Linked DNA regions of Homo sapiens: all the other regions are linked to region 3. A link is a loop called in an ENCODE intact Hi-C map of the cell type or tissue named here. Cell type or tissue: IMR-90. All regions are shown on one strand.

Region 1 (8,000 bases), 1.5 Mb before region 3:
CAACCCAGCAGGTGGAGGTTGCAGTGAGCCGAGATTGCTTCACTGAACTCCAGTCTGGGCAATAGAGTGAGACCCCGTCTCAAAAAAAAAAAAGTCCTGGTGCGGTGGCTTACACCTGTAATCTCAGCACTTTGGGAGGCTGAGGCAAGTGGATCACGAGGTCAGGAGATATCAAGACCATCCTGGCCAACATGGTGAAACCTCATCTCTACTAAAAATACAAAAATTAGCTGGGCTTGGTGGTTGCGTGCCTGTAGTCCCAGCTACTCGGGAGGCTGAGGCAGGAGAATCACTTGAACCTGGGAGTTGGAAGCTGCAGTGAGCCGAGATCGTGCAACTGCACTCCAGCCTGGTCACAGATCAAGACTCTGTCTCAAAAAAAAAAAAAAAAAAAGCATCAGGAGTTTATACCTCCTATCATTTTAATTCAGAAACATCCTACACTAGAAAATGAGTAGAGAAATAAACAGAATCCAGGTATGTATGTACATTTTGAAGAATTACATTACTTACTATGAAACATTTTATTGCATTTTATTCTCCTTTGAGGTAAACAGTCTATTGTTGGAGTTTCTGTAGTTGCTTAGAATATTAATCTTAACCTTCTAGCTAATAACAATGGTATTACTTTTAAATATACACTGTTTTTGAACTCATTACCAGGATAGGTCTTAGTCCTCTTTGAAACCTGCTTCTTTCTTGTCTCTAGTAACCTATCATTGACCAGGTCTGTATCTTAAAGAGTGCTAGGTTTGAGCTGTCCTTGAACTGACAAACAATGGAGATGAGGATCACAAGTGAAATGGCATGTATAGAGGCCCAGAGGAATTAAAGAGTTTGCATGTCTGAAGAACGGCTATTCTAAGTATGCATGTCACGTGGTGGCCAGAGATAAGATATAGGTAGTGAGTGGGGGCTAGGTCACAAACAATTCAGTATGTCATGCTAAGGAACTGTTATTTTTATCCTACAGGCAATTTCGTAAGAATTTCAATAAGGAAATGTCTTGATTAGAATTACAAATTCGAAAGGCTTTTGTAGCCACATGAAGAATAAACTGAGACAGGGGAAGTGGTAAGCAGGCTATCGCAGGACATGAGAGGCTGGATGGATTTGGGAATTACTTGGCAGGTCAAATAATTAGGAATTAGTGATCTATTGGATATAGGCAGGAAGTAAAAGAATAGAGTCCAGGATGGCCCTTAGGTTTCCTTCAGTTTGAATTAGTGAATGTAGAAGGAGCAGTCTGGGTTGGTGGCATATGAATGTGACTTAAGTGGGATAACTTCTTCTTAGGGGTTGTCAGCTTGCATTCCCTTGGACTTTCTGGTGGAGATGTCCATACATGCATAAATATATATAAACATCTTTTTATTTAAGGACCCAGACTTGGGTTCAAATCTAAGCTCTGTTACTTCCTATTTGTGTGACCTTGAGTAGGTTAGTTAACCTTTCCATGTCTCAGTTATAGTTGTAAAAAGGGGATAATTCATAGAGTTGTTATATGAATTAAACAAATAATTGACAAAAGTCTAACAGAGTGTCTAATACACAATAACTTGATAAATGTTGTCATTGTTATTCTAGATACGGGAATTTCCAGTATCTTGTTTAGAAGGGATGAGATTCATTAGAGAGATGAGAATGAGAAGAGAGAGGACCAAATATGGACTGTTGGGGAATGCCAACAGTTGAACCTCAGAAACTCAGTTGCCAGGAGTCCTCTACCCTCAATAGGTTATTTCAGACATCACTGGAGGGAGCAGAGGTTTATCTCTGTCCTATAGCCGGTTGTAACAAGTGTTGTTTTTATTCCCAGACTTATATATTCACATTCACTCATTTATTAAACATGCTTTTGCTAAGTTACTGGTAGACGTAATTCTAGGTGCTAAAGATATTGCAGAGAACAGTCACCTTGGTCACAGGCCTCAGGGTACTAACATTCTAGAGGAGAGAGATATCCATCAAAAATATAAAAGTATCCACTAGTGATAAGTACTTTAGAGAGAATGAAAATATCATAAAATGCTAGAGAATTCCTAGGAGTCTATGTTAGATTGGGTGGTAGAGAAAGCTTCTCTGAGGAGGATGTAGTAGCAAGCCATGTGAAGATTGGAGAGAAATACATCCTAGGTTGTGCAAAGGCCCCACCTTGGGAATAAGCTGTGGAGAACACTAAAAACAATATCAGGGCCCAAGATAGGGCATTGGGAAAACAGACGAGCTGAGGCCAAAGAGTAGGTAGTAACCAAGCCATGTGGGGCCCTCTAAGCCAGGATAAAGAGTGGAGGTTTATTTTAAGTGACTTGGAAAGCCCTTAAAAAGCTTTAGGCAGGAAAGTAGTGTACTGATTTACCTTTTCAAAAGGTCACTGTATGGTTGAGCGTGGTGGCTTATGCCTGTAATCCTATTACTTTGGGAAGCTGAGGTGGGAGGATTGCTTGAGCCCAGGAGTTGAAGACTAGTCTGGACAACAAAGCAACACCACATCTCTACAAACAATTTTAAAAATTAGCTGGATGTGGTGGTGCATGCCTGTGGTCACAGTTACTTGGGAGGCTGAGGCAGGTGGATTGCTTCAACCCAGGAGTTTGAGGCTTCAGTGAGCTAAGATCACACCACTACCCTCCAGCCTGGGTAATAGAACAAGATCCTGTCTCAATCAATCAATCAGTCAATCACTGTGATCACAAGAGTCAAAAATGAGGTAGGGAGAGCAGAAACAGGTGGCTAATGGAATAGTCTAGATGAGAGATACTTTATTTTGTTCTCTTTTTTCCTTTTATTATCAAGTGAAAGCCTCATCCTGAGTCTCTTGGTTGCTTGGAAGCCTCAAAGCTGTCCTTGAACAGATCCCTGTCGGGAGAGTTGTTTTGATAATTGAGGTTCTCCAGGCCTAGAGCAGTGATGACCTACTGAAGGTCGTTAACCTGACTCTTAACCCAGGGCAACAGGGGTTAATGAGTGGGGTTCTAAGAGTATGAGCATGTATTCAATTACTTTCTTCTGAGGAGAGTTCATAGCTTCTTACCAGTTTGTCAAAGGGACCTGTGACCTCCAAAAGTATAACCATTAACAAGACAGTGTGTTGAGCACTGATGGGAGAGAGGGAAAACACAAAGTCAGACATAATTAAGAAGAAAAATGGGGTAGGCAGGCCAGATCATATGGCACTCAGGGAAAATATTAAGAGATAATAAATCTTTTCCCCTTAGCTTCCTCCCTGTACGTTTTTACCAACGTCTAGAAATTCACGTTTTGCTTTCAGTGTCCATAAATGCCACAAGATGGCGAGGTTGCTCCTTAAAATGAATGTGAATTACCAAGTGGAAGAGAGGGAGAAAGAGAAAGAAAATGTGTGTTGGGTATTCCTCTCTGATTTTCCATAACTTCCCTGATTTTTCTTAGCTCTTTACTTGAATATAAAGTAGAATCGATATGCATACATTTTTCCTCTTTAATTTAGATTTTAATCATAGTTGTTTTTGGAATTGTAAAGCTAAAAATAAAATTTAAAGGAACTATCTGGATCCCAGGCTTAACATTTTTTCTACCTCTTCATTAAATTATTAATGAATAATTTCATTCTGCACATCACCAACAGAGTAATCTTAGTAAAATACCATTTTGATGTTCATTCTCTGCTTTAAAATTTTATTTATTTATTCTCATAAAATTTATTCATAGTACTGGTAGTCAGTATTTAAATAGTTACAAGTATAAGGTGAAAATGTGGAATAATTTTTGACTCCTATTATGGAATATATATGTTTATTATTATTATTATTATTATTTTTGAGATGGAGTCTTGCCCTGTCGCCCAGGCTGGAGTGCAATGGCACGATCTCAGCTCACTGCAAGCTCTGCCTCCCGGGTTCAAGCAATTCTCCTGCCTCAGCCTCCCAAGTAGCTGGGATTACAGGCATGCGCCACCATGCCTGGCTAATTTTTTGTATCTTTAGTAGAGACAGGGTTACACCATGTTGGACAGGCTTGTCTTGAGCTCCTGACCTAGTGATCCACCCACCCCGGCCTCCCAAAGTGCTGGGATTACAGGCGAGAGCCACGTTTATTATTATTATTGTCAGCTTCTTCGCTATTATGAACAAGTGCAAGATTCCACGTACAAAATATCTTAATTTTTATGGTTTATTAAACAACATAATTTAAATGCTTAGATGTCTATTGTCATCATTTGACATACCTCAGGGTAGTTTTCTTTTTGTTATTCTCAACATTTTGTAGAAAAGGTAAGCTAATATATTATTTATACATTGATTAATGCATCTTTAGTAATTATGTATATTTAGCTCTTGATATAAAATTCATTTTGCTTGTGTTATCTAATCAAATTAAATCCTCATAAGAAATCTATGAGATAAATGTGAATATTGCCATTTTACAGATGAAGACATTGAGGCTTAGGAAGATTGAATGAATTGTCAAAGATTTAATAGTTGGCAGAACTATAATTTGAATCCAGATTTTTTTTAATCCTAAAACTCCCCTTTTTCCCTATACTTTACTGCTTCCAATGAGAGCAACTATTCCTTTTCTCTTTAATAGAAATACTTAGAAGTTGTAATTTAAAGTAATTAGGATATTTGTGTCTCTCCCTTGTTCTAAGCTGAACAAAAAGAGAATTTTTCCTGCAGGCCTTTATTTAGAAGAGTCCTTTTAGAGTTGCACTGATGGTGAGGGACCTGGGTTTGTCCCATTTGAGGGATTTGGGCTCCTGGCCAGAAGCACCTGATTTTCCGAACCTAGAGTTAACTGAAACTTAATTTCTTTTGTTGACTTCCTGCTGAGATAACAGGTGGTTCACAGTGCACAGGCCTTCCTGCCGATGGTGGCAGCTTCTTTCTGTTCCTGGAGACTTGTTTTGTGCTGGGGACTACCAGTGGTTTGAAAACCATTGCTTTGAAGGCTGGAATCCCGGGCCAGGGTGCCCTCTACAGCAGCACACTACCTGCCCTGGAACTCATTCTCTAAAACTTGGCGTTATTTCTGCACAGAGAATGTTGGCTTATAGTTTATTTCTCTTTATTTGCTTCATATCCCATTTTTGTTCTTCTAAAGACTGAGAAAGTAATAGTTAAGAATTTATACATTTTGTTATTGATATTGGGAGATAAAACTGTAATTTACCTGAATCAAGACGTTTGGGTTTTTCAGTATGGTTTTATGTGGCCGGGCGTGGTAGCTCATGCCCAATCTCAGCACTTCGGGAGACTGAGGCTGGTGGATCACTTGAGCTCAGAAGTTCAAAACCAGCCTGGGCAACATAGTGAAATCCCATCCCTACCCAAAATGCAAAAATTAGCTGGGTGTAGTGGTGTGTGCCTGTAGTCCCAGCTACTGGGGAGGCTGAGGGGGGAGAATTGCTGGAACACAGTCAGTCGAGGTTGCGGTGAGCCCCGACGGTGCCACTGCGCTCCGGTCTGGGTGACAGAGTGAGACCCAGTTTCAAAAAAAAGAAAAAAGAAAAAAAAAAGAAAAAGATAATGGTTTTATTTTTTCTTCATGTAACAGTTCTAATTGAAAGATAGGCATAGTGGAAATAAAATTGACCATGAATAATTATTGAAGTTGACCGATGGGTTTATTATATATTCTATCTATTTTTATTTGAAATTTTCCAAGATAAAACATAAGCAGAGACATGTTTTAACACCTTTTTTTAATCATCAATAATTATAATCTTGAATTATTTTAATTCCTTCATATTAAGTGATAATTTTATCTGTGGAGTTTGTTTTACATACTCTTATTTGTGACAAAGATCATTTCTGGTGGCGAATGCATCTGGGTAGATTAATTGGTGATTATCACTCACTTTTGTGGTTTTATTTATTTACTTTTTATAGATTGTTTTTGAAAAAAATTTTTGTTATTTTTATTTTTTGAGACAGACTCTCACTCTATTGCCCAGGCTGGAGTGCAGTGGCATGAACTTGGCTCACTGCAACCTCCACCTCCTGGGTTCAAGCGATTCTCCTGTCTTAGCCTCCCAAGTAGCTGGACTACGGGCATGCACCACCACGCCTGGCTAATTTTTGTAATTTCAGTAGAGACGGGGTTTCACCATGTTGGCCAGGCTGGTTTCAAACTCCTGACCTCAAGTGATCTGCCTGCATTGATCTCTCAAAGTGCTGGGATTATAGGCGTGAGCCACCGCATCCAGCCAAAAAATTATTTTTATATAAAATATTTTTGCACTCATTCATTCCTTCAATAAATGTTATTGAACACTGTTCTAGAGGCTGGGGATACAGCAGTGAACCAAACAGAAAAACATTCTGGAGTATACACTTTAGTAGGGAGGAGACAAAATAAATCTAACAAATAATGGTATTGTGTTTCTATTGTGATAAGTGCTGTGGCAACATATATAATGAGGGTGCTCTTTTACAAAAGGTTGAGGGAGAGTCTTCCAGGTGGCTGGAGAAACAAGGCTTGCAGGCAACCCTTTCATGGCCTTCCTAAAGCAGCATATGCAGGGAATATCAGCAAGTAGCTGATGTGTATGGAAAGCTCTTCATTGGGTCACTCTGCTTGATATGAAGGATTTGGAGACAAATTTATGTAGCTTCTGATACAACCTTTATTTATTTTTATTTTTGTTATTATTTTTTGAGGCAGAGTCTTTCTCTGTTGCCCAGGCTGCAGTGCGGTGGTGCAATCTCGGCTCACTGTAACCTCTGCCTCCCGGGTTCAAGCAGTTCTCCTGCCTCAGCCTCCCCAGTAGCTGGGATTACAGGCGCCTACCACCACACCCAGCTAATTTTTGTGTTTTTAGTAGAGACGGGGTTTCACTGTGTTGGCCAGGCTGGTCTTGAACTCTTGACCGCAGGTGATCCTCCCGCCTCCCAAAGTCCTGGGATTATAGGCGTGAGCCACCACGCCTGGCCTGATACAACTTTTATGATGTAGCAATAAGCATCAGGACTGAGGGGAGTAGAAGAAAATCTTTCCTGTGTTCTGTTGATTCTTTCTGATGGCAAAAAAAAAAAAAAAAATTTGACACCTTCTCTACCTTCTCTTTGTAATCTTAAAAATCACTTAGTTGATGTTATTGTTTATTTATGTCCAAATCTTAAAATCATTTAGGTTTTCTTTGTTTACTTGAGAAAATACATAAATAGAACTCAGGGAGATATTGTTCTGCTTAACTTTGTATATTAGCTTAACTTTGTATATTACTGTGTACAAAGCAAGGGTAGCAAATACCTGTTGGAGTCAGGGAAGTACTTGAAACCCGGCTGAGGCATATGGAAGTAGAGTGGTGGACCCTGTGGCAAATCAGAGGATTTATGCCCTATGTAGAGGGGAGAGGCAATACTCGACTCTAATTGATTATTGCATGTGAGAATGTGGGCCTGGTTTTGAATTATTTCCTTTTTTTTTGTTTTAAAGGGAGTCTCCCTGCATTGTCCAGGCTGGAGTGCAGTGGTGCAATCTCAGCTCAATGCAACCTCCACCTCCTGGTTCAAGTGATTCTTGTGCCTCAGCCTTCCCAGTGGCTGGGATTATAGGCATGCACCACCACACCTGGCTAATTTTTGTATTTTTAGTAGAGATGGGGTTTCACCATGTTGGCCAGGCTTGTCTTGAACTCGTGACCTCAAGTGATCCGCCCACCTCAGCCTCCCAAAGTGCTAGGATTACAGGCGTGAGCCACCGCACCCGGCCTGAGTTTTTTTTTAAGAATAGCCAGGGTAGGCCAGGCGCGGTGGCTCATGCCTGTAATCCTAGCATTTTGGGAGGCTGAGGCAGGTGGATCACTTCACATCAGGAGTTTGAGACCAGCCTGGCCAACATGGCGAAACCTTGTCTTTACTGAAAATACAAAAATTAGCTGGGTGTGATGGTGCACGCCTGTTATCCTAGCTACTCGGGAGGCTGAGGAAGGAGAATCACTTGAACCTGGGAGGTGGAGGTTGCAGTGAGCCGAGATCGAACCACTACACTCCACCCTGCTCGACGGGAACGAGACT
Region 2 (8,000 bases), 1.4 Mb before region 3:
GGAAACCCCGTCTCTACTAAAAAATACAAAAATTAGCTGGGCGTGGTGGTGCGTGCCGGTAATCCCAGCTACTCGGGAGGCTGAGGCAGGAGAATCGCTTGAAACCAGGAGGTGGTGGTTGCAGTGAGCTGCGATTGCACCATTGCACTCCAGCCTGGGCGACGAGCAAAACTCCGTCTCAAAACAAAACAAAACAAACAACAACAACAAAACAAAAACAAATTTCTTTTCTGACTGTATCCAAACTAAGCTGGATGCATCATGGATGTGCGTCTTTTTTTTTTGTTTGTTTTTGGCAGATTCTAGAATTCTTCTAATCTGTTTCCATTATCTCTTTAACAAATGTCAAGTTTATTATGATTCTAGTGGGTACCAAACCTAATAGCTGGCCTTGCTACAGAAGTATCTTTGAATTATGAGCTGTAGGGCAAGTGTAGGTTTCCCCCTACCATGGTTTCAGTACATTGCTTTCAAATGACTCTTGACAAACCAATTAAAACATAATTTCTTGAGTACCCTGTGGGGTAGGCAGTGTTTTAGTCCTGAAAGCCTCCAAATGAGGAAGAACTGGGCCCTTGATTTCAAGGGACTCAAAGGCAATATAGCAGGGAAAGTTGGGAGAACTTGAGCTTTGGGGTCAGACAGGCCTGGAGAATTAAAAGAGATCATTGTACTAAGTGTTTTGTGCAGCATCTGACTCTAGAAAGCCCTCAATAAAAGGTGGCTCCTGTTATTATTGGTGTGTTGAACTAATAATTATAGCTTTTGTGAATAATAGTTTCTATGAAAATATGAAATAGTCTCTATGAAAACTACCCATAGAAGCTTAGGGGCAGAGTAAATAAATAAACAGAGCTGAATTTCTTTCTTAAACTTTATGGGATTTTTAGCTTAATTTCTTTTCATTTTTTAGAGAAGAAAAGAGGGCAACACGCTGTGGTAATTTTGTTTTAAAAAAACTCTTTGTAGAACTTTTTCGGAAATTGTAGCCTTCAGCTCATTGTCCAAATATAGCATTATTAAAATTAATAGAGTTTGAGGAGAATCATGTATGGCAGCATCACTCAGTTGTTACAGGGAGTAAGGCTTCTAGTTTATTGAATGGTTTAATTAATTGAGATTGGGTATAGATTCATACTTAACAAAAGGAACCATGACAAAAATGATTTTCAGGAGTAATCTCTGAGAAGCCCACAAGATGGGAACCTACCTTTATAAAAAATATATACTCACCTTTGTAAGAGCAAAAAATTGTGGAGATTTCTCTTTTGGTTTTAAAAAGTGAAGGAAATAGAATATTTTAAACACTTGTTTTTATACCCTTAAAATTGCAAAGAATGTCGATAATGCTTACCCATTAAAAAATATTTGGAGATTTATTGGGAACGAAAGAGTAGGTGATAGCAAAGACATTAGATTACATTTCAGAGGCTTCTACAAACTTTTGATTAATTAGCACTGATGAGTTAGAATATTCAAAAGTTGGTTTTCTGGTAAATTAAGGCATGGATTGTATGAACCCCCAGCCCCTTTAGTTCTAAAGTTTTTGGCCAGGTAGCTTTTGAATATTTGCCTTTGTGTATGCCTTGATCCTTACGGATTTGGGATTCTTGTTAAAGCAAGACAAAATCTTTTGTTTGAAGATCCTGGTTAAATTTGGAACCAGTTGGCCAGGAGGTTGCCACAGTCTGAAGAATATAGGTCACTGGGCAGTCCAGGAGCAGGTAAAATTAAGGCAGATGTGCCAGCTGCGGCATAATAGCTGCCACCCTCTGGGCTACTTCTTAGGAAAGATTTGGCTGTCTTTGATTTAAAACAAAATTTCTGAAGTTAACATAAATAAGGTAACATGATGTCCAAGGGTAACTATTGCACAAAGAATAAATGCACTTACAACTGTTCAAAGACTATTATGATTTTTTAAACTCAGAATTCCCTCTGACATATAGTGTTTTAAATGTGTTTCGCTAAGAGGTAAAATAGAAGGTGGTGCAAGGAAAGTAAAAGTAGTAAATCCCTAGTTCCTTTAAGATTTTTTCGGCTTTTCTTGTATTCTTAATATATGTGCAGAACTAATGTGTTTTTATATTTTCTATGCCTAACATATTTGGCTAAAATTATCTAAAAGAATCAAAGGCCATTTTGAATATTCAGTCATTAGTTCTAGTAATATTATCTTAATCACTATAATAATTATCAGATGTAACATTTATCAATGATTACTGTGTTATTAAATATCTTACATATATTAAATCAATATTTACCACAGCCCTTAAAATAGTTATTGCTATTATCTCCACTTTCACATGTGGAAACTGAGGCATAGAGAGTTTAGATAACTTGTGCAGGGTCACAAGTCCATGGTATAACTGGGATTCTAACTGAGGCAGGGGGACTTGAGCTCATTGTACTGTATAGGCAGATGATACAATGCTGCATGTTTAGTTTCATTTTCTATCTTTATCCTACTTTTGAGAAATAATTATGTGACCTTTTCCTCTACATAATTTCCCCTTTAGGACTGCCAAGAGCAATTCAAGAGGTATAAACAATTCTGTTGTTTACTCATCACAGGGATCCTTAATTATGACTTAAAAGCAAATTTCCTTCAGAAATCAGGTTGTACATCTTTTGAATAAATCCTTTGGTCGCATATGCTAAAATGGTATTAGGTTCATAAGTAAGTGATGGTATAGTGAAGCAACTCTACCTATTAACAGTTCCATCTATTTAATGAGAACAGTCCTTGAGCAATATAGGAGTTGGGGATGGTTTTAGCTGTTGTGAGACTCATCGTTTCTAGTTTTCAACCTGTATTTCTGGAGTTTGGTAGTGTGGGGACAGAGCTGGGATGGGAAGGAATATTTGGGACATGAGGAGGAGTATTCCAGGGCCTAAGGAGGGGGATAGCCTGGGTAGAAACCAAGTAGACAGTTTTCTAAGTATTCACACCCCATTTCAACCAGAACAATTCCACCTTCTGGTAGTTTTTTGAAACAGGGATTCCACTGCTTAAAACTCATTACTTGTCCTAGATCGATCATCTTGTACTGAAGGACTTTATTGAACAAGAAAGTGGGTTTTGTACATGTGTATGTGTGTGTGTATGTGTGTGTATGTGTGTGCATGTGTGTGTATGTGTGTGTATGTGTATGTGTTTTGGAGAAAAGAGACTGATTTCCTTCAGTGCTGGAAATCATTGTTGTCGTTCCTAGAACTGTGGACCTAAAACCAAAGAATGGGTTCAAATCTACCCAAGGTGGAGGCCTAGGTGGGAAGAGTTTGGGTGAGGCCTGGCATAGCTCCTCTTTGAAGGGACACGCACATTACCTCGCAGCTAAGAGTCTAGCCTGGTGGCTCTGTGTGGAGGTCAGGGCTCTTTAGCTCAAATAAATCACACAGGACTAGTTTATGGAAACAGTTGGATTCGCATGTAGTTACATGTCCTGTTTTGTTCCTAGGGGTGTCCAGTGCAAATCTTGTTGAAATTCTGAGTAGCTGTGCTTAGCACCAACACAGTACCCTGATAGATCTCAGTTCAGGTGCAGGCTGCCTGGGGGGAAAATAACTGAGTTCTGATATGGTACCAATTACTATTATAGTTTAATATTAGGCAAATAATATAACAATGGTAGAAAGCCTGTAAGATGTTAAGTACTGAAGTGAATCTGTACTGGAGACTTGAACAAATCATGTTGATGTATAAGTATGGCTGTGAAATAGGCTGTTTCCTTCTTAAGTTTGCTTCTGGCATTTAGGAAAAGGAGTACTGCTTCAGGGACCCTGCCCAGACAGGAAATGGTACGTGTGCATGCTGAGTGGTGCTAGTGAAATAGGAACATTATACAGAATTATATTAATAATTCATTTGGCCTATTTTTCACCTGGAAAGTATTTACTCTCAAGTGCCCCCTCCTCCTTCTCGCCTGAGGGTGAAAGCAGGTGCGAAATGCTCTGGGTCCTAGTGACACTGAGTAGTCTATGGAGTGGCAGCATTGGCATCACCTGGAAGTTAGAAGTAATAGATTCATTCTAATGAACCAGAATCTGCATTTTAACAAGATGTGTGCACAGGTGATTTGTTTTCCTTAGACCCTTGTTGTCATTCTAATATGAGTCCACTAGATGTCACTCTTGTAACCTGGTAATGGGACAGGATTTTTCAATGGGGATTTGCAAGAATCCCTGAACATGATCATATTATTATTAGATGATTTCCTCCCCATCCTTACAGCTACTGATATACACATTGATTATTTAAGGTAAAACTATCATTCTCTATGGTTCAAAGTCCTGGAGAGAGATTCCTGGGAATGATTTCCATTTTTTTGGATTGGCACTCCTGCCTACTGTCTTCCCTGTTGCATGGGTTAGTCTGTCATTATATAACCTCAGCAGAGAATACACTGCAGATGCTGTGACAGGCTCACTGAGAGAACAGCATCCTGGGCTTCTGAGCACAGCAACACAGAATAAACATACAGATTTGATCTCCGTAGACATTATTGAGAACAGAAAGGAAGCAAGGCTGTATCCTGAAATTAGCATCAGCCTCTAAGATGTGATTGTTGGAGGAAGTGCTGACCTTTCTGAGTGTGTGAGGTGTCTCAAGGGAAGTTTTATAAAGAAGATTGAGTCTGCTTAGGAAATAATGTCCCAAATGTAATCTTGTAGGGAGTTAGTTTCAGCCATGAAGGTGAATATAGGGACATTTACAGGTAAAGTAATATCCTGAGGGAGAAGATATACATTTAGAGATGTATGAGGTTCCTAGGAAAGGTCCTGTTAACAACTGGTTAGGTCTGCATATTAGGAAAGAAGGGTGAAGAGGGTAAGGACTATGCTTTAGAAGATCCGATTTTTTTTTTTGCCGGATGCCTAGCTTGAGAAAAGTTAGTTCTTGAAAGAAATTACCTGCTGGCAAACGCTCCTACCTCTAAGTCCGGCATGGTTTTTCCTCTGTTTCAGTTAACAAGGTTAGCAAACAAGTCATAAAGTAGCAAGTGTTTGTGTGTGCTTGAGTGTGTTTTGTGAGTGTGTGTATTTCCTCTTCTGGATGGGGGGGCATTTATTTACTTTATATCACTAAATGCGTGGCAAATACTTGGTTTGGGTAATTTCAGCCAAGAAAATGGTTTTATTGATGTAAAAACAATACAGTTTTAGCTTACATATAATTTTCTTTTGTTCAAATAATTAAGGTCACCATAGTAATTACTTCTAAGCTTTAGGGTCTTTTCTAACATCATTTATTCTGATGTGATTCCTTATGACCAGAAACAGAATTAATTTTGAAGCATTTTAGTGAAAATGAATTTTATTTTTCTAAAACATTATCTAAAATTTAGATAATTTTTTGACTTCCCTGCGCCACATTGAAAGAAGAAGAATTGTCTTGGGCCACACATAAAATACAGCAACACCAAAGATAGCTGATGAGCTAAACAAGAAAATCACAAAAAAAATCTCGTAATATTGTAAGAAAATTCATGAATTTATATTGGGCATTCAAAGCGTCCTGGGCCACATGCGGCTTGGGGGCTGCGGGTTGGACAAGCTTGATTTAAATCATGGAAAACAAGCCTAAAATGCCCATTCCTATTCTTAGGCACAGTCTAAACATCTACTTCTTCAGTGATAGTATTTTACACACCCATCCTCTTTACTGCTGAATTTTTTTTTCCTTTTTCTTTTCACTTGTTGCTGCTGAGACTCAACTTGCTAGAGATAGCAGCACATTTAGGTGTAGTGTTTAAAAGCATGCATGAGCTTTGGAGTCAGACAGACCTTGGCACATTGCTTCATCTCACTGATCCTTAATTTCTTCATGTATAAAATAGGTATATTACTACCTGGTGACAAGTCACAGGACAGTGCATTTAAAATATGTGGCATAGGGTCTGGCACATAGCATATGTTCAGTAGCCGGTAGCTGTGACTGCCAGTACTACACGAGCTCAGAGACCGCAGGCCTGCTGCTATCTTTATCTCCCAGCTGATAACCCAGTTCATCAACTGCCAGGAGTCCTTGTTCCTATAGGTTTTGTCCACCAGAGTGGAGCTCTGGGTCATGGAGAAGTCTTCCTTTTCCTCTGCCTGGCCAATGTGTTCATGACAATGGTGTGGGTCAGTGGGGAGCAGATTGGTAGTCTGGTAGAGGGGCAGGGAAACATGTGAATCCTAGAACAGTAACTGGGAGAGAAGTTCCACACTGAGATTCTCAATGAAAATTTCCCTCATGGTGATCAAGCTCAGTAGAATTGTTAGCACCGTTAGTGTTGTTAGTATAGCCATCTTACAGGCTGGGCCATTTAAACTGCAAATGGCATAGTCACTGATTTAAGCTTTATTTCTAAAGAGAAACAAACTCTTAGAAGCAAACTGCCAAATTCTTATTGAATGTTTGCCACATAAATTCCAGATTGTCTGTTCTTTATTATCTTTATTGGTTTGGAATGACCATTTTTGGTTCAGGGAGGACCTCTAGACTTTGAATAGCTATGACTGACACCTTGGGGTCACCAGAACATTACTTGGTTAGCAGCAGTCTTGGAAAACAACTTCAAGGAAGTCTGAAGAGATCTCTCATCCTGAAAACATCCTAGTAAGAATCTTTGCACTTCCATCATAAACAGCCCCATGGTTTCGCTTGATAATATGCCACTGATGAAGAATGATGGAGATTCTGATGTGACATCACCTGTATTAGTAGTGTGCTGTCTCAAATAGAAGAAGAATACAATATTAAAGAATTAAGAGCATTATGTATCTTAAAAATAAACTCATCTTTCTTGTTAGACTTTTGGAATCTGCATTGGATTTTTTTTTTTGTTTTTTTTTTTTTACATAGTTAAATTTAAGATATATTTCTAGTCATTGTTTAAAATGCATCTCAAGAAACTTTAGAAGGGGTGTGGATTGTTCTTTTTTGCCTACCATGTCATTCCTGTTTCCATTGTAGGAATCAAATCAGTAAGTTCAGTCCTAGTTCAAAGAAGCTGGGAGGCAGGGAACAAAACTTATAATAGTGTTACTGTGTAGACTGCAAAAGAATCTGAGGTTTGTTCAGCAAACATAATGGTGCATTGAGGTGTTGCATTAATGTGGGGGGCCAGAAAATGAGCTCTGTGTGTAGTGAATCTGTTAAGTGGCAGTTTAGGGTTTAACCTAAAAACTGGGAGAAAGTTGATAAGTGCAGAGGAAGCATGAGACCCAATTTGACACAGACCTTGCTAGGGTTATGGTGTCAGGCAGTGGAGGGAGTAGTGACAGGAGAAGAGGATTTAGTGGTGTATTGGATGAAGGTGGTGTGTTGGGCATGGCAAAATCATCCATCCATCTAGACAGCAAATTAACAGTTTTGTAGAAACGTATAGTCCCCAAGTATTTATATGCATATTAGATACGTAAATGCTAAAAGCATAAAAAAAGAATGGATAGAATGATTGGTGGCAAGTAAGTATCCTGATTCCATTTTCCTTTCATAATCTTGGTAGAAGGAGTAAATTAGTAGAAACTAATGGAAACTACTACTGCTGGGTTAGGAAATCTTTAGGAGCATCAGGGTTGGATGAAATAGTGGAATTATAACATTTTATGTACAGAATGATGAAAACAGATTGAATATAATGAAAACAGTAAAGAAAATGTATAAAATAATGCTGGACAAATATATTCTCTGTGAATGAGGAAACACATGGTCAGTATGTAATAATAATAGTATATTTAGTGGCCGGGCGTGGTGGCTCACACCTATAATCCCAGCACTTTGGGAGGCTGAGGCAGGTGGATCACTTGAGGTCAGGAGTTTGAGACCAGCCTGGCCAACATGGCGAAACCACATCTCTACTAAAAATATGAAAATTAGCCCAGTGTGGGGGCATGGACCTGTAACCCCAGTTACTTGGGAGGGTGAGGCAGGAGAATTGCTTGATCCCGGGAGGTGGAGGTTGTAGTGAGCCAAGATCACACCACTGCACTCCAGCCTGGGTGACAGGGCG
Region 3 (8,000 bases):
TACCACCACTCGCCGGACTTCACAGATAAAATGCAAAATTCTCTTGGCCTTTCCCACATCCTTTTATAAAAAGAGTGCACTCGTATGACTTGAATAACTGGTCCTATGGGAAAAGACTCTCTAAAATATATTGGCAAATTATTTTTCTCTGTCATGTGGTAGTTTTTTCAGCTTGCCCCAAGCCTGTCCCGACCAGTGCATTCATAGACAGCCTCCTTGACTGCTTCTTTTTCCCTCAAAGGAACAGTGCAGATGAAATCATCATGGATTTTAGTGTGCACAGAAAAAGAAAAATGTGAATTTTTTAACAATGCCTTTCTAAGGCTTAAAAAAAATTCTTCCCCCTCCCCTCTTTTTCATTTTCTGTCTTATTGCTTTTATCTTGCAGAAGAATCTTTAAGGGGTCCATCTGTTAAAGCGTTCCTTCCCTCTCGGTTTCTTTCCCACACATAAGCCCTCTTGGTTTCTGAAGATACACTCAGCTTATATCTGACACCTAGTGTGTTCATAGCATTACAGTCAAGCAATGCAGTTTAGGTGGAAAGAGTTAATAAATATCATTACTACAAGATAAGATCTGAGTGCAAGGGGAAGAGGGCAAGAAAATTGTGACACTAAGTTATAATTACAGTTTGCACAGGTTAACAATGCTTTCTGAATTATATATACTGTCCCCTTTTCCAAAACAACTATTTGTAAGACTTTTTCTGTTACAAGTAACCTAACACCTTTGGGGTTTCAGCTCCAGAAACATCAATTACTCCACCATTATTGTTAAAACTTTGTCAACATTGCCTAAAAAGCCTCATATTTTTTACGGGGATGGTGAAAGAGAATGGGGGAGGCAGGGGACATTTGTGTTACAATGGTTTTATAAAAAATCTTTGTGCTATAATACTTAACATCATCCACCTATTTGGAGTCACATATACAGTACCCAAAATGTTTTGCAGTTCAATTAAGTTTTACAAGAAAGTCTGAAATACAACCAAAAGTTTAATGGCTCTAAACAACTCAGGAGTCCTAATAGCAGCATTTAGATAAGTGCAACTTATCAATATTTGGATTCTCTCTGCATCTGAGTATGTGTGTGTTCCCTGAATTTACTGTTTGCGAATGTAACTCTTAAAAATAGCTTTCTCTTTGGCATATGTACTTGTATATATGTGCTGAGTGGCTTGTATAAACATATAATCTATTTGCATGCTCTAGGACTATTAAAAGCTGTATTAACCTGCCTGAATAATATAAAAAGGTACACATCACAATGCACATTGGAAATGCCAATTAGTTGTAAAATTCCTCCTAGCTTTCCTATCTTTGAATGTGTAAAGAGCTCAGAAGTAAGAGTTAAAAAGCATTACCTTTCTGGTCCCCACTCTTCCACCAGCCGGCTCTTGTATCATGTGGTAAGAGCTGTCTGAGCTCCTCTTCATGGTATTGGCACTGTGAAGTTTTATACTGTACTACTTATTTGTACACCACACATTGGTACCACTGAAACAGAGGAGGGCTGGGGCTTTGTTTGGGATTGGTTGGAATCAGCATGACATCAGCGGATGACTGGTTTTTCCAGTGTGAGACATTTCATAATTCATTATCTAATGGAAAGCCCTTCCTGGCTTCTGAGACACTACTGGGTGATGCACTGAGCCAGTGAAACCTCTGGCTAGGATTACTCTACCTTTTAGAAAAACATTGGAATCAAATAGATATGTCTCAATGAGTGTGTCCAACTTTCAACTTTTACTACTCGCACACACGTCTCGTTATATTCAGGTTCAGTTTTATGTCTTTACATAAAACATCTGTTACTTCATGAAGTTGCTTCTATTTACAAAGTATTTTATTGTTTCTTTCAGGAAAGAAAATTGGTAGTGTTCTTTATAGGGATTCTAATTTTATATTTTTAAAATAAGCTATTTCATTGAGGAAAAAAATTGGGAAAATCTGTATAATCATATGATGATGGTCTCCCCCGACCCCAACCAACTTACACTATTATTTTACATCTTGAAATTGAATGCCTGCTTCATAAATCAAGAACTTTGGAAATAGTAATTCTCTTTAAATGAACTTCATAAGTATCCTTCCCAGGTCTTTAGAATCTCATTCTAACTAACCAAACACACACACACACACACACACACACAACAACAACAACAACAAAAACCCTCATGCATCATTCTTTTTTACCAGAACTTCAACTCCTATAATTTCTAAATTGTTACAAATATAACAGCAGATTAATGAAAAGAAGTGAACACTCCTTGAAATAGGGGTAAAGCTGGTCAGGCTTTTTTTGTGGGGGAGGGGTGTTGGCAAGTCTGGTAAATAACACAGGAGGAAGGGGTCCTCTGACAAGAACGGTGAAGGGTTGTTTGAAGGACTACAGTTGAAGCATAAGCCCAGTTCTCATGACAAGTTGGATAAAATGTGCAAAATTGGGAGCTAATGAGAGCCATATGACCAGATATGTTGTTTTGTATGCAGGATTTAACATGCATAAAATAAACTTTTCACTGTGCCCACAAGCAAAATATAGAGGCTCTGGCCTCCTGATGTGTGGCTTAAGCAGGTTCCATTAGGACACCAGAAGTTTTCTGTGTAAAAGGGTCTCTCTTGGCTAGATACAGAGAAAGTGTGGGTGCTGAGCTGCATGGGGGTGGGGGGAAGGAGTATTCTAAGAACTGCATATGCAGAAATGAAGTAGGAAAAAAATCATTAGGTTGTAGAGGAAGAGAGTGAATCTGAGTGGCGAAGACAGAAATAGGATTAATGATGGTGAACTCCAAACCTGCCCCTCAGCTTAGCACTGGGTGAACTCAAACCCTTTATAAGAAAGAAACTTCTCCACCCTTTTTGCTGAGAATTAGTGGAGTCAATGACCTTCAGGGCATCTAAACTCACCCCTGACCCACACATGAACCCTAGTGTCCTGAAAACATCCCCTCCGCCTCCACACAAAGTAGTGTGTGTGTGTGTGTGTGTGTGTGTGTGTGTGTGTGTGTGTGTGTAGGTGACGTGGGGTGGGGGTGGGGGGCACAAAACAAACCCAGATCAGATCCCAGTTCCTCTGCTCACTCACCGTGTAAACTCAGGCCTCAGTGTTCCCATCTATAAAATGGGATCCATGATATGAACCTGTGGGGGTCAAGTGCAGCTGTCAGATAATAATAAGTGATACTATTTCTGAGAAGCCTGGTGGCTGTTCTTAAACATGGGTGTCACAGGAATCTGCAGCTCTCTGACCAGAGGAGCCACAACACAAGTGTGACTCTGAAACTCCGCTGGCCATCTGATGCCACCGAGTGCCCACCTGCCAGGCCAGCCTACCAGCCGTGCTGCAACCCCTCTGCAACCACCTGCACCACAGTGGCAATGCCTCCTCCCTCGGTGCAAATCAAGGTGGGGGTGGTGGAGGAAGCAGGCAGGTTAAAATAGCTTCTGTGGAATATTCTAGACTGGGAATCAGCTTTTCCCTGCGGAACTCAAGGGCCCGGGGCACAAGCTGGTCAGCCCAGTCCTGACCAGAATCTCCTTCTCCTTCCTTGGTTTGGTTTCTCTTTCACTTCCCCCTCCCCCGGAGCTTCCCCGCACCCCAGGCCCTTCGGGTCCCGGCTTCTCGGCCCTGCTACTGTACCTTGAGCAGCACCTGCTGGCAGCTTCCAGGGATCACGCCGGAACGCGGCCGCTGCTCGAGCCCAGCTCGCAGGATGCCTGGAGCCAGGGCCAAGCCGGTCTAAGCGGCAGCCTCTATTTTTACCCTGAGCACCAGCAAGGGCAACTTCTTTTAAGAGCAGCTCTTGATTTTTTCCCCCCTTTTGGCAGCTAAAGAATTCAGGGAGGGGAAAAAAATCACTGTTCAGTGAGTGCAGCTGGGAATCTCTGAACCCAGCCCTCAGTGCCAGGGAGTGAAACCACAGCAAATGTCAGGGAGCGGGACCTGCGGAGGGGCCGGCTGGCTCCCCGCGGACAGAGGCGAGCCGGGAGCGCTCGCGCACCAGCCAACTGCCCCCTTCTGAGTGCGGAGCGCGGTCCTCCAGCGACTGCACTAGCAAAGTGGCCCGCTGCCACCGCGTTATTCACCTAGTGGAGGCGGCCTGATTTACTGGCGACTTCACAAACCCAACTCCACGCTGGAGCATTTGCATGGCTCTGTTCTCGCCTCGAGGAGCAGCCACTAGCGAACCCGGTGGAGCAGCTTGCTGCGAGAAGGAGCCGGGAGGGAAACTGTGGTACCTTATTTTACTGTAATTGCAAAAGGAACGATGTGCCAGAGATTTATATTTAGAAGTTGTATGTTTCTACTTTTATGTAAATGGAGCAATTAGGGCCTGTCTTGCTGCTGCTAACTCCAATGCGTGTGCATTGCTGGGGAGCTGGTGTTTTCAATCACAATTAGTGAGCTGGTCAAAAAACAAAGTTCGTTTAAGGATAAGAGCTCAATTGTGCGAATGGGGGAGAGGCCAGCGTTCGTGTGCTGGCCCGTGGCTTACGGTGACACCTAGCTTAGGGCCACGGCCAACCCTATAGTGGTGTTTACCTGTGGCAGCAGCTGTCCCTGTTCAAAGTTGGCATAGATGAGGAAGCAAGAATGTTCACTTTTCTTCTCAAACCGTCTGTCCTTCAGCTTTCATCCACGCTATTAACTGGTCTCTTTCCTCACTACTCCTGGAGCAAGGAGACAGGACCAGAAAAGGGAGTGGGGGTTGGGGCATTTTTCAGGGCTCTATTATTTTAGCTGCTGCTCACGGATTGCTGTTATTCAGTCAAAAATACAAGCCAGGAGACGCGAACGCCCCAAGCAGGTGACTGGGATGTTGTTCTCTGATTCAGCTGAAATGACACAAGGCTGGGGGTTCAGAGGCACGGACAAGAGTGCTGACGAGTCACGGTGTTTTCTTTCCTTCCTATGAAAAAATCTGTTTCCAAAAAAGCATGATTTCTGGTTCATCCCGTCTGGGAAACCGAACATAAAACGTGACTATGGAGAGAAATCAAAAGGACTCGAGGTGTTCCCAGCAGCTGATGTGTTATTCTGGGGCTCAGGCCGGAAAACCTGGCCTTGTTGGTGAGGGGTGACTCCCTCCAGAGGCAGCTCAGAATCCAGAGAACGTGGGCAGGATCCAGAGTACTATTTGCTGCAGGGAGACTGCGAGAGTCTGTGATGAAGGGTCTCATCAAATGGTTTAAATCGAACATGGGATTGGCAAACCCTGCCTGTTTCCTGGACAGCCGCAGCCTGTACATAGCTTGGGCTGAATGTTAGGTAGAAAGATTTGGGACAAAGGAGAATCAGCGTTTCACGTTCAAAATTGAACTGGGAAGCTGTTTTGCTTTTAAGTTAAATCAATGAATGAATAGATCGAAACAGAGAGAGAGAGGAAAGCATTAAAAAGTCCCCTGAAATTCATTGAGAACAACAGGGTCAGAAATGGTTAATCTGAAACTTGACTCGTAAGCTTCACATTTCTTTCAGAACCACCAGAATATCCCACAAGGCCTTCTGCTATGTAAGAGCACTCTGTTTTTAGATTATTTGGAAATGCTGCTTTCTGAACCAAGGGAACCCAGATACTAGAACTAAAACAATTAGGGAAAAGAGAAGGAGGAAGAAAACCCAGTAAGTAACCTATTACTCTTCATTCTACAGCAGTGGTTCTCAACCGGGGCGATTTTGCTCCCCGGGGAACATCTGGCCATGTTTGAAGACATTTTGGTTGTTACAGCTGGGAGGGAGGTTCTACTGATCATTAGTGGGTAGGGCCCAGGGATGCTGCTGAATATCCTACCATGCACAGGACAGCCCCCAACAACAAGAAATTACCTGGCCTACAGTGTTCATTGTTCTGCAGTTGAGATACCCTGATTTCATATTATAATTGTAAAGTTTCACTCAACCTTCTCCCTATCCATCTCCAAGAGGCCTTGGAAACCAAAAAAAAAAAAAAATTGCAGCTCTACAAAATACTAATAATTCAAGTGATTCTGCTTCCTTTTGCATCTTATGTTTTCTGATTACTGGAGACTACAGATACAATGTTCCTCTTGGGCAACCTCGTTGTTCCAACCAACTTTCACGTATGGTCTCAATACATTTTCCTGCTGGCTTTTTGTTCTGACCTAAAGCAGAATCTTGGTGACCAGCAACAAAATGAGATGGGCTGGCCCACACCCAAGTTGTTAGGAGACAAGAGACTCATGCAAAAGAGTAAATGAATAAAGGATTGAGTTGTTCATTTTAGCAATTCAGTATCAGATAAATCCATGCAATAGAGAATTCCCTGAAGTAAAATTCACAAACGTAGGATAACCATGCCTTTCTCCTAGAGCAAACAAATATGATGTAGCTTGATTTTATTTGTTTAATACCTTAGGGGAATGACATACAATCAATATCCAAAGAGATAAAACAGTGTTTTGCTAAATCCTAATGGCTGTTGCAAGCAACATTATATTCTCCAAACTTCCTTTGTAAAAGGAAGTGGTGTGTCTATTAAAGGAAGGCCATGCCCTTCCAGGTGTTGCTCTCCTGTGAGGACTGGGGAAACTATTGTGAAGGATTCCATCTCATGGAAAATCGTAAGAGTAATCAACAAGTATTGGTGAAATGCACAAGAGGGAAGTTGCCTGGATAAAACTAGCTTAGAACTGAAATCCTGTTGTCCATACAGTGAGTGCTTACTTCCCTGGTTCATCACTTAGCTCCTGAGTAAAATGGGTCATCCAGAAAGGAAAGGGTAGGTCAGAGATCATTTTAAGATGAAGGGAGCCATGAGGGGAATGTCTTAGACACTCTGACGCCGTATCATCTCTTCCAACGTGTGAATCACTGTCTCCTCAGGTAAATGGTCATTTTGGAACCAAAGGCCTCAATCAACTTTCAAATGATTCAGAAATGCCTGGACTTCTTCCCAAGAAGTAACCATGTAGTACATGTAAAAAAAATTCAATATTGAAAGAAATACTCATTTACAACCACTATATAAAAACATATATTGAAAAAAACCCAGACTAACTCAACCTGAAGAAATATGCCCTCAACATTCTTCCTGACCAATATATATTTCAAAATTGTTTATCATGACTCAGTTCTAACCCAATCAGGAAACATCTGCTTCAACAATTTATCTTCCTATTGCCTCAGAAGATTATTGAAAAATACCCCCCAAGGAATGCGGAACAGATTGTTGTAATCATTTTTCTCACCTGGATCCCCTTGGGTAATAAGTTCCATTGGTGACTTGAAGACATGGTGGTTTAGCACGTAGATTCCATTGGACTGATAAGAGAGCAGCAATCTTGATTTGCATCCACTTTTGCCTGTCCACAAAGATCCCCCCACAACCTGTTCCCAAATCGCTGCTTGGAGGGAAAAAGCCCGACAGAAAAGCCTGGGGGCAGTTCTGTGTGTATTTTTTTTAAATCAGTGAATTGCTGCCTCCCTCGTGTCCTAATAGAGTCCAAAGGTTCTGCCCTCTGTGGGAGCAGCTCCAAGGCATGGGCTGAGTGCTGCTGTTCACGAGTCCTGTGGACTCGCGTGGACACTGGCAGCAGCTCAGCTAGGTGAGTAAATATTTCCAGGTGGCCCACTCTAATTTTAGGAAGGTCAAGTTTGCAAAGGTGAAATAGCAAGTAGGACTTCTGTCACTTTAGATTGGAAAAGCAAACTGTAATTAAGCACAATATTCTTACAAAGTTTAAAATGGAATCACTGAATTCTACAACCAGCTTTAAACTTTCAAAAAATAACTTATGGCTACAATCCCTCTTCTACTCATTGAGTTCCTCTTAAAAGATGGAAGAGTATAATGAATGAGGGAGGAGCCTCTATAGTAGAAGGAAAAAAACACTCCAGAAAACCTCTCTCCAAAAGGCCAGGGGTTCATTTGTGATCCCTTAATGAAACAGGGGCAGAAAGCCAACAAGGTAATTTTGGCCAACTCCAACATCACTTAACTATGAGCTGAGAATAATTAAAATGGTGCTCCCTGTAG

The links. A loop is a pair of places that touch in the nucleus more often than their neighbours do. Peaks named below come from ENCODE experiments on the same cell type or tissue, not always from the same donor. Only the 100,000 strongest peaks of a DNase experiment are listed, where the experiment ranks them.
Region 1: it touches region 3 in a loop (7-fold over the local background); 29 of 110 quality-filtered maps call a loop at or near these places.
Region 2: it touches region 3 in a loop (8-fold over the local background); 62 of 110 quality-filtered maps call a loop at or near these places.

Annotation. Positions count from the first base shown.
Region 1 is chr7:40,229,438-40,237,437 of GRCh38, forward strand. The region is part of intron 6 of SUGCT (succinyl-CoA:glutarate-CoA transferase); the gene reads left to right. Among named protein-coding and RNA genes, the nearest start is that of SUGCT, 98 kb to the left of the region's middle. In IMR-90, a CTCF peak has its summit at 3,292 (motif pointing right); a DNase peak (open chromatin) is centred at 3,294.
Region 2 is chr7:40,325,625-40,333,624 of GRCh38, forward strand. The region is part of intron 9 of SUGCT (succinyl-CoA:glutarate-CoA transferase); the gene reads left to right. Among named protein-coding and RNA genes, the nearest start is that of SUGCT, 190 kb to the left of the region's middle. In IMR-90, a CTCF peak has its summit at 4,131 (motif pointing right); a DNase peak (open chromatin) is centred at 4,147.
Region 3 is chr7:41,701,641-41,709,640 of GRCh38, forward strand. INHBA (inhibin subunit beta A) reads right to left here and starts at 1,450. Exons shown (of 3, transcript NM_002192.4): 1 at 1,365-1,450. The region is part of intron 1 of INHBA-AS1 (INHBA antisense RNA 1); the gene reads left to right. RefSeq lists enhancers at 3,491-3,580, 7,498-8,000. In IMR-90, CTCF peaks have their summits at 3,656 (motif pointing left) and 4,082; DNase peaks (open chromatin) are centred at 1,541, 3,661, 4,061 and 7,101; H3K4me3 peaks cover 3,434 bases; H3K27ac peaks cover 3,776 bases.